Linked DNA regions of Mus musculus: region 2 is linked to region 1. Evidence: chromatin loops called from intact Hi-C (ENCODE). Cell type or tissue: left cerebral cortex. All regions are shown on one strand. Links, peaks and the distances in the headings refer to the core of each region. The heading gives the core; the rest is flanking DNA.

Region 1 (6,354 bases), core at 425-5,424:
TCTATTTAGGATGGTTATTCCAGCTTGTTTCATGGAACCATTTGCTTGGAAGACTTTTTTCCAGCCTTTAACACTGAGGTATTTGTCACTGAGATGTTTTTCTTTAAGTGTGTTTCTTGTATGCAGCAAAATACTAGATCCTGCTGGCATATCCACATCCAGCTTATGTCTTTTTATTAGGGAATTGAGTCCGTTGATATTGAGTGATACTAAAGACAGATGATTGTTCATTTTGTTATGTTGATTGTTGTAGGTGGCATTATATGTATGTGATTCTCTACTTTTGGTTTTGTTGTGAGATAATTAATATCTTGTTTTTTCTTTGATGTACATACCCTCCTTGTGTTGGAGTTTTCCCTCTAGAATCCTCTGTAGGGATGGATTTGTAGATAGATATTGCTTCCATGACAAAATTTGGTTTTCTCCTGGAATATTTTCTTTTTCCATCTAAATGATTGAGAGTTTTGCAGAGTATAGTAGCTTGGGATAGTATTTGTGTTCACTTAGGGTCTGAATGACTTCTTTCCAGTCTGTTCTGCCTTTTAGTGGCTCTGTTGAGAAGTCGGCTGTAATTCTGATAGGTCTGCCTTTATATGTTACTTGGCCCTTTTCCCTTACAATTTTAAATATTCTTTTCTTGTTCTTTACTTTTAATTTTTGATTATTATGCCAGGAGAGAATTTTCTTTTCTAGTCTAATTTGTTTGTTGTTCTATAGGTTCCTTGTATATTTATGGCCATCTCTTTTTTATGTTGGAGGACGTTTTCTTGTATGATTTTGTTGAAGATTTTTTTTTTATTCTTTGAGCTAGGAAACCTCACTCTCTTTTCTTCCTATTATTTTTTAGATTTGGTCTTTTCATTGTTTGGGGGGATTTCCTCGATGTTTTGGGTTAGGAATTTTTTGTGTTTTGAATTTTCTTTGACTGTTGTGTCAATATCTTCTAAGGTATCTTCTATACCTGAGATTCTCTCTTCTAGCTCTTGTTATCTGTTGTTGAATCTTGCATCTGTAGTTTCTGACCTCTTTCTTGGGTTTTCCATTTCCAGGGTTGCTTCTATTTGTAGGGTTCTTTTTTATTGTTTCTACTTCCATTTTTAGGTCTTAGACTATTTTTTGTTCAATTCCTTCACTTTGATTGTGTTTTCCTGAATTTCTTTAAGAGATTTATTTGTTTCCTCTATAAGAGCTTCTACCTGTGTACCTGTGTTTTCCTGTATTTCTTTTAGTGAGTTATTTATATGCTCCTTAAAGAACTCTATAATCTTTGTGAGATAGGATTTTCTGTCTGCATTCTGATTTTCAGTTGTCTTGGTGTATGCAGGGCTTGCTGTGGAGGAAAAATTGGGTTCTAATGTCTGATGCCTCTTACCATCTGGTTATCTCTGGTCTTAAATGGCCTGTGTGTCTCTGTCTGGAGCCTGTCTCCTGTGACCCTGGGTTGGTGCAAGTATCCTGGGAGATCTGTGGCCCTTGCTGTAGCATATCTGTGGGGTCTTCACAGAAGCAGACAAGCTGATGATCTGCCCAGGAGGAAGACATCGGACAGAAAGGAAGTAGAGTTTGTGCAGGGCTTTGGGTTGGGGATGGTTTCTAACTCAGCTGGGCTCCTCAGGTTTTCCAGCCTCTGTGGTCATTTGGGAGGGTCTCTTACTTGTTGCCTTGTGTGGAGCAGACCTCCTGGGAGGTCTTCAGACTTTGGGGGTCTTCAGAAGAGCAGACAAGCTGATGATCTGTGGATCTGGCTTCAGGAAACCTCCAGGGAGGCTTTCAGAATATGAGGTCTTTAGAGGAGCAGACAACACTGATGTTCTGCCTAGGTAGATGGCACCGGTCAGAAAACTACCTTTCTTTCTTTTTTTTTTTAAACTGATACCTACCAGCATATTTATTTGCCCAAGAACTCAGTAAAGCTAATTTTAAAAACTCCATGCACATGTTTTTTTTTCATTCATTCTTATTGTTTATTCAACATAAATTTATATTGATTCTTTGGGAACTTCACATTCATTTCAATCACTTCCCACTCCTTTTGGATCTGCCACTATGCTCTTGTGACCTCTCCTCCTCAACAACAGCAACAACTAATTTCCAATTTGCCTTACCCACATATACTTACTAGAGCTTGGTCAAACTCTTGGCCTGTTCCTTAAATATGATTGAGTCCTTTTCATCCTGTACCACTGAAAGCCATCAGTTGTAAAGAGCTACACATCATCATCCTTATCACACCTTTTAAGTGTTCCCTGACATGGCTGGTTATAATTCGATGGAGCTTTTTGTAGGTGGTAGTATTTTGGGTTTTTTTGTATTTGGTTGGTTGGTTTTGTTTAGTTTTTGGTTGTTGTTGTTGTTGTTGTTTGGGGTTTTTTGTTTTTAATTCTTTGTTTTTGTTTCTTTAGAGGTGATTGGGCTTTTTTGTTTGTTTGTTTATATTGTTTTGTTCTGTTGTGTCTTTTAGTTCCTAATAGATATTGTGAAAATTTTTTCTTCCTATTTAAATTTCTTCTAATTTGAGATAACAATATAATTACATGAATTATAGCTTCCTTGTCTGACAGCTTTCTGTGATGGAACAGTTTGAATTATTTTGTTACTGTTTTGTACATTAGTCATTGCTTCTTAATTTCCCAAAGGGTTCAATGAAAGCAATTAATACTTGTGTTTCTAGGGGTGTTTGTTTGTTTATTTGTTTGTTTTATTCTCTCTGTGTGAGTGGTTTTCCTGCACTTATGTACATGAGCCACATGTATAGTTGGGGGATTGCAGAAGTCAGAAGAAGCTGCTTGATCTCCTAGGACTTGATAGATGGATAGTTGTGAAGAACATTGTGGATGCTAAGAACCAAACCAAGGTCCTCTCCAAAAACAAGACATACTCTTAATCACTAATGCTCTCTCAGTCCCAACAATTAATACTTATAGCAAGCTATGTTAAGGTCACTGTAACTTAATTCACTTTCAGAAACTACAGGGGTATTCCATTTTGCAATCTTGATTTAAATTTTATATCTTCTCCTAACGTGTCTGCATTCATTTTAGTGATTTTTATCTTTTAATCCTCATATTGAAGATCAAATCTTCTTTCTTACCACATTCAGTGTATTACAATATGTAATATATGGGTTTTTTCCAGGTGAGAAGCAGAGGCCGACTCATTTATTGCAGAATTGGGAGTGCCTTTGTATCCCCCCACACACTCCATTGGTCCATGATATCTCACCCCTTATTTCTGGCACCACCTAATTGGCTGGCCAGGTAATGCACTCTGTTGTTATTTGTATCCATATGTCAGGCAGATTTTAAGGTTGTAAAATGTGGATGCAGCTGTTGCATATAGGTGGACCATTATGGGCTACCAATCAGGATATGATGACTCATTCCTCCTACTTGTTCTTTCACAGTAGCCAGGTAATAATCAGCAGGTGAACTGTGTCCTTGTATTTATGGGGAATGTCTGGTGGGACCGTCAGTTGCAGGACTGACTAGGTGTGATGGCAAACCTGGGCTAAGTGGACTGAGAAACAGGAAACAAGGAATTAATTCCCATGGCTTGGGATGAAGAAAGCTACAGGGACACTGGTATTTTGAAATCAAGATGATAACAATGAAATGTCCAAAGGAAGCTGAGAAAGAATAGCCAGTGATCTGAGAACCAAGTCATAGTAAAACTGCAATTAAATGCAAAGAGAATACTGGATCCTAACTTGGATGCTACTGGCAACTCATGAGAGTAAAGTCTTAATACTGATAATTTTGAACTATAAAAGTAGAAACAAAAGACTGGTTTAATGGGAAGAATGGGGATGATTACTGATGTCACTTGTCTAAGAAAAAAGAAATCTTTGAAAAATAAAATTAACCCTTCCAGCTGCTGACTTCTGCCTGGGCAGATCACCGGCTTGTCTGCCCCCCTGAAGACACCACAAGGTGAAGGCCTTCCAGGAGGTCAACTGTGTGCAGGGTAACTGTTAAGGGACCTTCCCTAACAGCCACAGCTCCTGGAAATCTCGAGCAGCCCAATGGAATCAGGGCCCATCAGCCTCCAACAACTGTCCCCTGAATTCCACTTCTTTTCTGGCAGCACATTCTGTTAGGGCAGATCAACAGCATGTCAGCTCTTCTGAAGACAGGAGTTCTGCTGCTTGAAGGGCAACTGGGCAACTGACCCAACAGTCTGAAACCATGTCTGGAGTCCTGCTGCACACAGGGCAACAGACCCCACAGTCTGAAGGACTCCCAGAAGAAGAGCTACATGCTGTCAACAATTTGACTGCTCCTCTGAAGACTCAACAGTCTGGAGGCACACCAGGGGATCTTCTTCAGCCAGGGCAACAGATCAGCAGATTGTCTGCCCCTTGGAAGACTCCACAGTCTGAAGGCCATGACAGAGGTCTTCTACAACCAGGACCACAGGCCTATGATTACCTTAGTTTACTCTAATACCCCTTATCATTTCCGATGGATATATAAGCTTGCATAAGAAATAAAGCCATCAATGTATCTGATTAATTAGCCATAAAGAATTAGTCTTAATCTCCCTCATCAACCATTCAGATTTTTGCTCAGTTTAATAGAAAGAGGTCTGTGAGTTCAGCGCATAGACTCATACGACTTTTTCAGGAGTCCATGAGAATGAGGAACTTTTTACTTCCCATGTGCTCAGTTGGAGCTAGTCAAACAGGTAAAATAGATATTATTCCTATGCTAAATCCAAAAAGTACACACTGGGACCTATACTAATACTCATAATAGGACCTAGAAACATACTGAGAGCCCATTTTGAAGAAAGCAGAAAAGTTGAAGAAGTGGAATAAAGTATGAAATGAAACCTTACGGGAATGGCTTTCTGGATATGATCCCATGAGTTCTAAGGGAACCTTGGTCAAGTGTCGTATCCCAGAAGAAATGTCACAGATTTTTTTCTTTTTTTTTATTACGTATTTTCCTCAATTACATTTCCAATGCTATCCCAAAAGTCCCACACACACCCCCCACTCCCCTACCCACCCATTCCCATTTGTTGGCCCTGGAATTCCCCTGTACTGGGGCATATAAAGTTTGCCTGTCCAATAGGCCTCTCTTTCCAGTGATGGCCGACTAGGCCATCTTTTGATACATATGCAGCTAGAGTCAAGAGCTCCAGGGCACTGGTTAGTTCATAAGGTTGTACCTACAGGGTTGCAGATCTCTTTAGCTCTTGGATACTTTGTCTAGCTCCTCCATTGGGGGCCCTGTGATCCATCCAATAGTTGACTGTGAGCATCCACTTCTGTGTTTGCTAGGCCCCGGCATAGTCTCACAAGAGACAGCTATATCAGGGACCTTTCAGCCAACGTTTGCTAGTATATGCAATGGTGTCATTGTGGGAGGCTAATTATGGGATGGATCCCTGGATATGGCAGTCTCTAGATGGTCCATTCTTTTGTCTCAGCTCCAAACTTTGTCTCTGTAACTCCTTCCTGGGTGATTGTTTTCAATTCTAAGAAGGAGCAAAGTGTCCACACTTTGGTCTTCGTTCTTCTTCAGTTTCATGTGTTTTGCAAATTGTACCTTATATCTCACTATACTATTTCTGGGCTAATATACACTTATCAGTGAGTATATATCATTTCAGTTCTTTTGTGATAGTGTTACCTCACACAGGATGATGCCCTCCAGGTCCATCCATTTGACTAGGAATTTCACAAATACATTCTTTTTAATAGCTGAGTAGTATTCCATTGTGTAAATGTACCACAATTTTTATATCCATTCCTCTCTTGATGGGCATCTGGGTTCTTTCCAGCTTATGGCTATTACAAATGAGGCTGCTATGAACATAGTGGAGCATGTGTCCTTCTTACCCGTTGGGGCATCTTCTGGATATATGCCTAGGAGAGGTATTGCAGGATCCTCCAGTAGTACTATCTCCAATTTTCTGAGGAACCTCCAGACTGATTTCCAGAGTGGTTGTACAAGCTTGCAATCCCACCAACATTGGAGGAGTGTTCCTCTTTCTCCACATCCTTGCCAGCATCAGCTGTCACCTGAATTTTTGATCTTAGCCATTCTGACTGGTGTGAGGTGGAATCTCAGGGTTGTTTTGATTTGCATTTCACTGATGATTAAGGATGTTGAACCTTTTTTTCAGGTGCTTCTCAGCCATTCGGTATTCCTCAGGTGAGAATTCTTTGTTTAGCTCTGAGCCCCATCTTTTAAGGGGGTTATTTGATTTTCTGGAGTCTACCTTCTTGAGTTCTTTATATATATTGGATATTAGTCCCCTATCTGCTTTAAGATAGGTAAAGATCCTTTCCCAATCTATAGGTGGCCTTTTGTCTTATAACAGTGTCTTTTGCCTTACAGAAGCTTT
Region 2 (6,354 bases), core at 537-5,536, 160 kb before region 1:
CTGGTAATCTCTGGTGTTAGATGTTCTAGCTGTCTCTGGCTGGAGATTTTTCCTCCTGTGATTCTGTTAGCCTCTGGTAGCACTCTTGGGAGTCCAAGTCCCTCTGAGTCCCAGTGGACAGAGCACTCTCTGCAGGCAATCTCTCCTCTTGCAGGGAAGGTGCACAGAGGTCTGGTGCTCAGCTCAGGCTCCTGGCTGAAGATGAAGGCCTTAAGGGACCCTGTCCAAGAAGCTCTGTTGCTTCTGACGTCCGTTTGCTCTCCTGAGTGGACTGGTCTCTGAGAAACCAGGGATACAAGATGGTGCTCTCCCCTGATCCCTGTGTCAGAGCCCTCTCTGGAGGCTGATTCTCCTCAGTTATCCTAAGATTCTGGGTGTGCTAGGGCATCTGCAGCATGGAGAGTCCTCTCAGTACCATTGGACCATCGGCCGCGTTCATGCCCAAGGTGGCCCAGGGCTGGCAATGACCAGAATGAACCTCAGCCAATGGTTGGACAGATTTCCTGTGTCCCTGTTCCTGCTGTCACAGGTCCCTCCAGGTTGTTTTGGAACAGATGTTGAGTTCCACTCACCAGTGATCCCAAGATCCTGCTTGTGCTAGGGCACCTTCAGAGTGAAGAGTCATCTGGGGCCATTGGACCGTCCACTGAGTTCATGCCCAAGGTGGCCCAGGGCTAGCACCAACCAGAATGAACCCCAGCCACTGTTTGGGCGGGTTTCCTGTGTCCCCGTTTCTCTCCCTCTCTCCCTCTCTCCTCCTCTCCCTCTCTCCCTCTCTCCCTCTCTCCCTCTCTCCCTCTCTCCCTCTCTCCCTCTCTTCCTCCCTCCCTCCCTCCCTCCCTCCCTCCTCCTCCTCCTTCTTCTTCCTCTCTCTCCCTCCCTCTCTCTCTCTCTCTCTCTCTCTCTCTCTCTCTCTCTCTCTCTCTCTCTCTCTCTCTCCCGCCCCAAGTGGCTGACCATCTTTTTCACAATTCGAGCAAATTCCAGGTGGAGGTTATCCAGGGCCCATCATCTTCTTCAGAAAAGGTGGTGCTGCCTGAAGCTGATGTGTCAGAATAGTCTTTTATTATTAAAACATCTTAAATGTCATAATCTGCAGATCTTTGAGGACCACCTACTAAGGTTATCTCAATAGACAAATGTTGCTTGCTTATAGCTATATATTTGCTGCTTCACTTTGAAAACATATCGAGCAGGGTAAATAAAGCTTATATCTGTAATTTACTATCCTTTTGCCTAAAATGACTGTGAGAATATTATTTATAGGTGACTGACTACTAACTTGCATCTCCTAATTATGTTTAACTGTTGACAATGGTAGCTTTTATAGGACTAGAACTTTCCATTAAATTTTTAAATGTGTTACATATACATATACCTTAACTGAGAGTCAAATCATATATGTAGTATGTTGTAAGAAATATTTTAAATTTCTATATTCATAAAAAATTCCATAACAATCTAAAATATTTAAGACTTGTTTTCTAGTAAAAAAAATAAACACAATAATCCACACACCTTTTTCTTTCAACCCTACATCCCCCTTTTTTACCCTCCTTTACCCTCTACTCTTTGTCCTCTCATTTCTTTTCCCTCTTTCCCCCTAACACTAGATAGAAGAAAAAAGAATGGATGTGAGTAAAACAAGAGAATGAGATTCTTGACTCTAACCTCCCTTACTTTGTTTCCTGTGGGTTTCCCCTTCCTCTTAGGTCATCAACCACCAGCTCATCATGGTGTGGAGGGCAGAGGCAGGGAGCAGGATTCAGTTGACTATCAGTACTGACAGAACGGCTTTCAGGATCAACTTCAGTGAGACAGCTCAACTTTACTTAGGGTGAACAAAGGCTAAGTATATCTTTGGGTGTGGGTAGGGATGTCCAGGATGAGTGTGTGTTATTCAGATATGAGGTGCTGGAAATGGTTCATTTACACAAAGAGAGATTCCAAGAATCTGCAGAGCAGGTTCTTCTCATGAGAGAGGAAGGTGAACCTGTAATTCAGCCAAAGAATATGTGACTGCCTTCAGAGGTGGGGGAAGTAGGGGTCATGCACACAAAATTTTAGGCTAAGAGCAGAGAGAGACAGAGAAATAGAGAGAAAGAGAAAGAGAGAGAGGTTAAAATACTTGTTGTAAGTCCTATCATGCTTTCTTATTTTCTCTCTAAAAAGTCATTCCTTGGCTGATATAGAATGAATGGCTCATGTTGTCTTTTGGTGGGCCCAAGAAAAGTCTGTTAGGTAGTTTATGGAAATAAGGAATTGGTTTATATATATCTGGATGATCTATACTTATAAGCCCTATGTGTGTTCCTTCCATATCTTTTGCATATCCCAGAAAGCTTATTTTAGGAATTACCATTAAAGAAAAAATTATCCTTAGGAACTGTTTACAGTATTTTAGAAAAGGATCTGGTCTTCCACAACCAAAGCACTGGACTTTCTAAGCTTTCATACCTTTTGCAATTGAGTGTCTAATCATAACTGAATCATAAGCATTAAGTTCTATATCCACAGTAATTTTAATCCATTTATAACTAGGTACAGATCTGGTCTTTAAAGGTGTAATATCCTTTTTGCATTAAGCATTAGCATTCTCAAAATATAAAGATGCAATTAAAATTTCTCTAGCATCTGGATCTGATATTGCTCTATTTATAGCAGAAGTTAATCTTTGTAAAAAAAAAAATCAATGAAAGATTTGTCTGGACCCTAGGTGATTCTTGTAAATGATTCAGATTATGTTCCCAGTTGGTTGTTCATCTTTGTCTTAAGCACTTAAAGGTACTTACAACATTGCTCTAAGATAGCATCATTAAATATAATTTGCATTCTTAATTCAGCATATTGATCTTTACCTAGCAACTGATCCTTGACAATATCAATGACTCTAGTCTGATTACATTGTTCAATAGCTGAAGCCTCTTCTTTCCATCATGTCAGCTGCTGTAGTTGAGGCCCAGACACCAAGATGCCTGACATTACATTTTTTAACCTTTTGGAAATATACTATTATTTATGGCACAATTAATAACTCCATCAGTATCTGTTTTACATTAACTGAATGCATATCATTGGCTGTCGCTGTTTCTTAAATCTTTTTCTATCAAGTACTTCCATGGGCTACCAACCAAATCTTTCATAATCTTATGGATTTCCGTCATCTAGATTTCATTCTCTTACTGGAAGTGGAAAAAAAATGTATTGTTGGAAGCTATTTTGACTACTTCTGTGACAGCCTGCATGTCTGTCAAGAACTTGGCAAGTCAAGTCAGGCCAAGTTCTGCTGGTGGCGTTCCCAGCCTGCTGACGCAGCATGAAGCTCGAGGCAAGGGCCTGAATGTTCTGTTAATCTTGGAGGAAGGAATAGGGAGGATTAGGGTGGCCTCTGGCATTGGTACAGATATGGAATATACTGTTGGCTTGTGACTTTGTTTCCCAGGATACTGTAAAGTATATAATGCCTAAGAGAATTAAACTCGGGGCTGCCACAGTTCTGACTGGACAGTCCTCCTAATTTCTAACCTTTATCTCTGAGTCTTCTCCATCTTTTCTGTAATCCTCATTGCCCGCTCTAAGGACTTCTTGACTTCGTACCAGCTGGACCAGTACATTGTATGTCTTCTCAAGGGCTTAGTTTGCCATCTTGCAATCTCATCACTAAGTGACACAGTAGGCTTACTTTGGATTTTTCTGACCTAGCTTGAGAAAAATATTATGATTTAAAATATCATTCAACTTTTGTTTTATAGCTTATAACACAGCATTCCATTTCTCAGTGTGTTTTATTCTTATCTATCCTAGAAAGGACATAAACTGCTATCATTACCAAACATACTGTAATTAATTCCATGTTAATAATTAAAACAAAATTATATGATGTCACAATGCCCTCTGCCATAGAGGTTTTTATGTTTTAATGCAGAAAATATTTTCTTTATTAATCTCACTAACTCTTTCCTTCCTTCTGAGATTTCACTTTCTTATTTAAATGTTATGCTTCTTTCTATGTCTATCTATCCTTGATTTTTCCCCTTTTCAACATCTATGCATGTTTACAAGGCGGTTTTATCCATTTCTCTTTTACTGCTTTTAAACTTAATATTTATTTCGGTATCTAAGTTTCTCTAAACTCTGTCCTCTGAAAATTGCCAGCAAACATTCATTACTGGTTCAGAATTTTTTTTCAGTTCATGGTCACTATGTGGTCAACATTTGCTATGAGCTCTGGGGAACTCAGGTTCCTGCATGCTGCCACTCTTCTCAGTCATGGGTGTTTGCAGTCCCATCTACCCAATTTCCCACATCTGTTTTCTTTCCCTGGTGTTAGCATTCTGCCTGGACTCCACCCCACAGTTACTTGGCAACAACTAGGTAGACCTGACCCACTATAAAACGGGCTGCTTGCCCCTTTCTCTCTCTCTCTCTCTCTCTCTCTCTCTCTCTCTCTCTCTCTCTCTCTCTCTCTCTCTCTCTCTCTTCCTCGCACCCTCTTGCTCCCCCTCTCTCCCCATTGCCTTCTCCTCTCTCTCCATGTGGCCATGGCTGAGCTCTACTTCTCTTCTCTTCTCTTCTCTTCTCTTCTCTTCTCTTCTCTTCTCTTCTCTTCTCTTCTCTTCTCTTCTCTTCTCTTCTCCTCTCCTCTCCTCTCCTCTCCTCTCCTCTGCCTCCCCTCCCCTCCCCTCCTCTCCCTCCCTCCCCTCCTCTTCCCTCCTCCTCTCTCTCTCCCTTTATCTACTTCTACTACCCTCTTAACTCCCCTCCCCATGTCCTGAATAAATCCTATTCTATACTATACTGTCATGTGGCTGGTCCCTCGGGGGAAAGGGATGCCTTGGCATGGGCCTGCTGAGGCACCCACTTCCCCCATACCTCACCACACCCCCATAGAACATATCCTTCTACTTCTTTATCTTTTTATAAACACATCACCTGGCTCATTCTCTCTGCCATTCAGCCTCTATTTCCTATCAAGTGATTGGCCACTAGTTCGTTATTACAACCCATTGTCATTGAGATAACCTCTGATGCTATTCTAGATTGTCTCTAGGCATCGAGAGCTGCCTGAACTTCAAGTGTCTGAACAAGTATGGAGGGAAAAATATTTACAAATAAAAGGCTTATATTGGACCATATAACTGACAATACTAATATACTGCCAACATTGAAGTCTCTGCTGGTACAGAATTAAAAATTGAAAATACAGAAACATACCTTCACATAATATAAAAAGATTGCACCGACATGTGTCTATAATTGAGCATATAAAAATAGTTAGTAAGTATAAGAAATAGCCTAATTGTCAGTAGTCTTTAAGTAAATACAAATTAATGTTATAATGAGATTTTAACTGCAAGAAGTCCTAGACCTAAATGAAGTAAGCACATGCACCCATCCCTAACTCAGAAGGAATCTCCAATTGACAATCAATTGCAAATGAAAATTTTGTTTCTTCCAAATGAGTTTAGCTGAGGAAACAAACTACTCTTAAGTGTTGGCCGCATGATCAGCAGTAGGTGACCAACACAACATGAACTTAATAGCTTCCTGGGAGATTACTGAATCATAATGTCGTGTCAGGGCTTTTCATTTTTAAAACTTTTATCTTACTATTTTTACTTCATTTCACTCTACTTACATATATACGTTTCTTCCTTCCTTCTTCCCTTTCTTTCTTTCTTTCTTTCTTTCTTTTTTTCTTCCCTCCTTTCTTTCTTTCTTTCTTTCTTTCTTTCTTTCTTTCTTTCTTTCTTTTTATTTCTTTCTTCTCCCCTCCCTCCCCATAGGTCTTGTGAATATACATTATGGCTTCCAGTTGAGTGTTTTTATGGGTTTTCTGTGAACACAAACAACTGAGTCTCTGTTTTCTTGGTAGATCCAGATAATAAGATAGATGGGGAAGAAATCAGGATATAATGTTTGGGAAAATACCTATTTTCAATAAAAGAAAAAAATGACAAAGAAAAGAAATTATAAAACTAGAGAGTTGGTGAAGATGTGGCTTTGCAGGGCTTCAATGCAATGCTTGCTAAGTGAAAATTGGAGCTTCTGCTTGCATTAAGTAAATCTGATAACTGTGTCAAAGTATCCCTTACAAGAGAAAGTCAATTCTGTTTTAGTGCTTGTTTTGAAAACTCAAAGTTGTTCCAATGCAATTGATTTATTCATGGAAAAATTAATCATAGGATAAACCCCACATCTCTTTTAAAAAATCATTTCTTTTAATTTTTTGATTTTGCCCATTCTTTCCTATAAACACTCTCATACATGTCTTTCTACTCTCTTTCAAATTTCATGGCTATGTTATTATTTATTATTATTATTATTATTATTATTATTATTAATTTTTATTAA

What was found. Hi-C counts contacts between places; a loop is a spot of excess contacts. Peaks named below come from ENCODE experiments on the same cell type or tissue, not always from the same donor. Only the 100,000 strongest peaks of a DNase experiment are listed, where the experiment ranks them.
Region 2: it touches region 1 in a loop (3-fold over the local background); 3 of 42 quality-filtered maps call a loop at or near these places.

What each region holds. Positions count from the first base shown.
Region 1 is chr6:42,064,063-42,070,416 of GRCm38, forward strand. No RefSeq gene overlaps it. Among named protein-coding and RNA genes, the nearest start is that of Sva, 29 kb to the left of the region's middle. In left cerebral cortex, for the core only: no CTCF peak of the experiment used is centred there; no DNase peak of the experiment used is centred there.
Region 2 is chr6:41,908,528-41,914,881 of GRCm38, forward strand. No RefSeq gene overlaps it. Among named protein-coding and RNA genes, the nearest start is that of Sval1, 40 kb to the right of the region's middle. In left cerebral cortex, for the core only: no CTCF peak of the experiment used is centred there; a DNase peak (open chromatin) is centred at 3,317.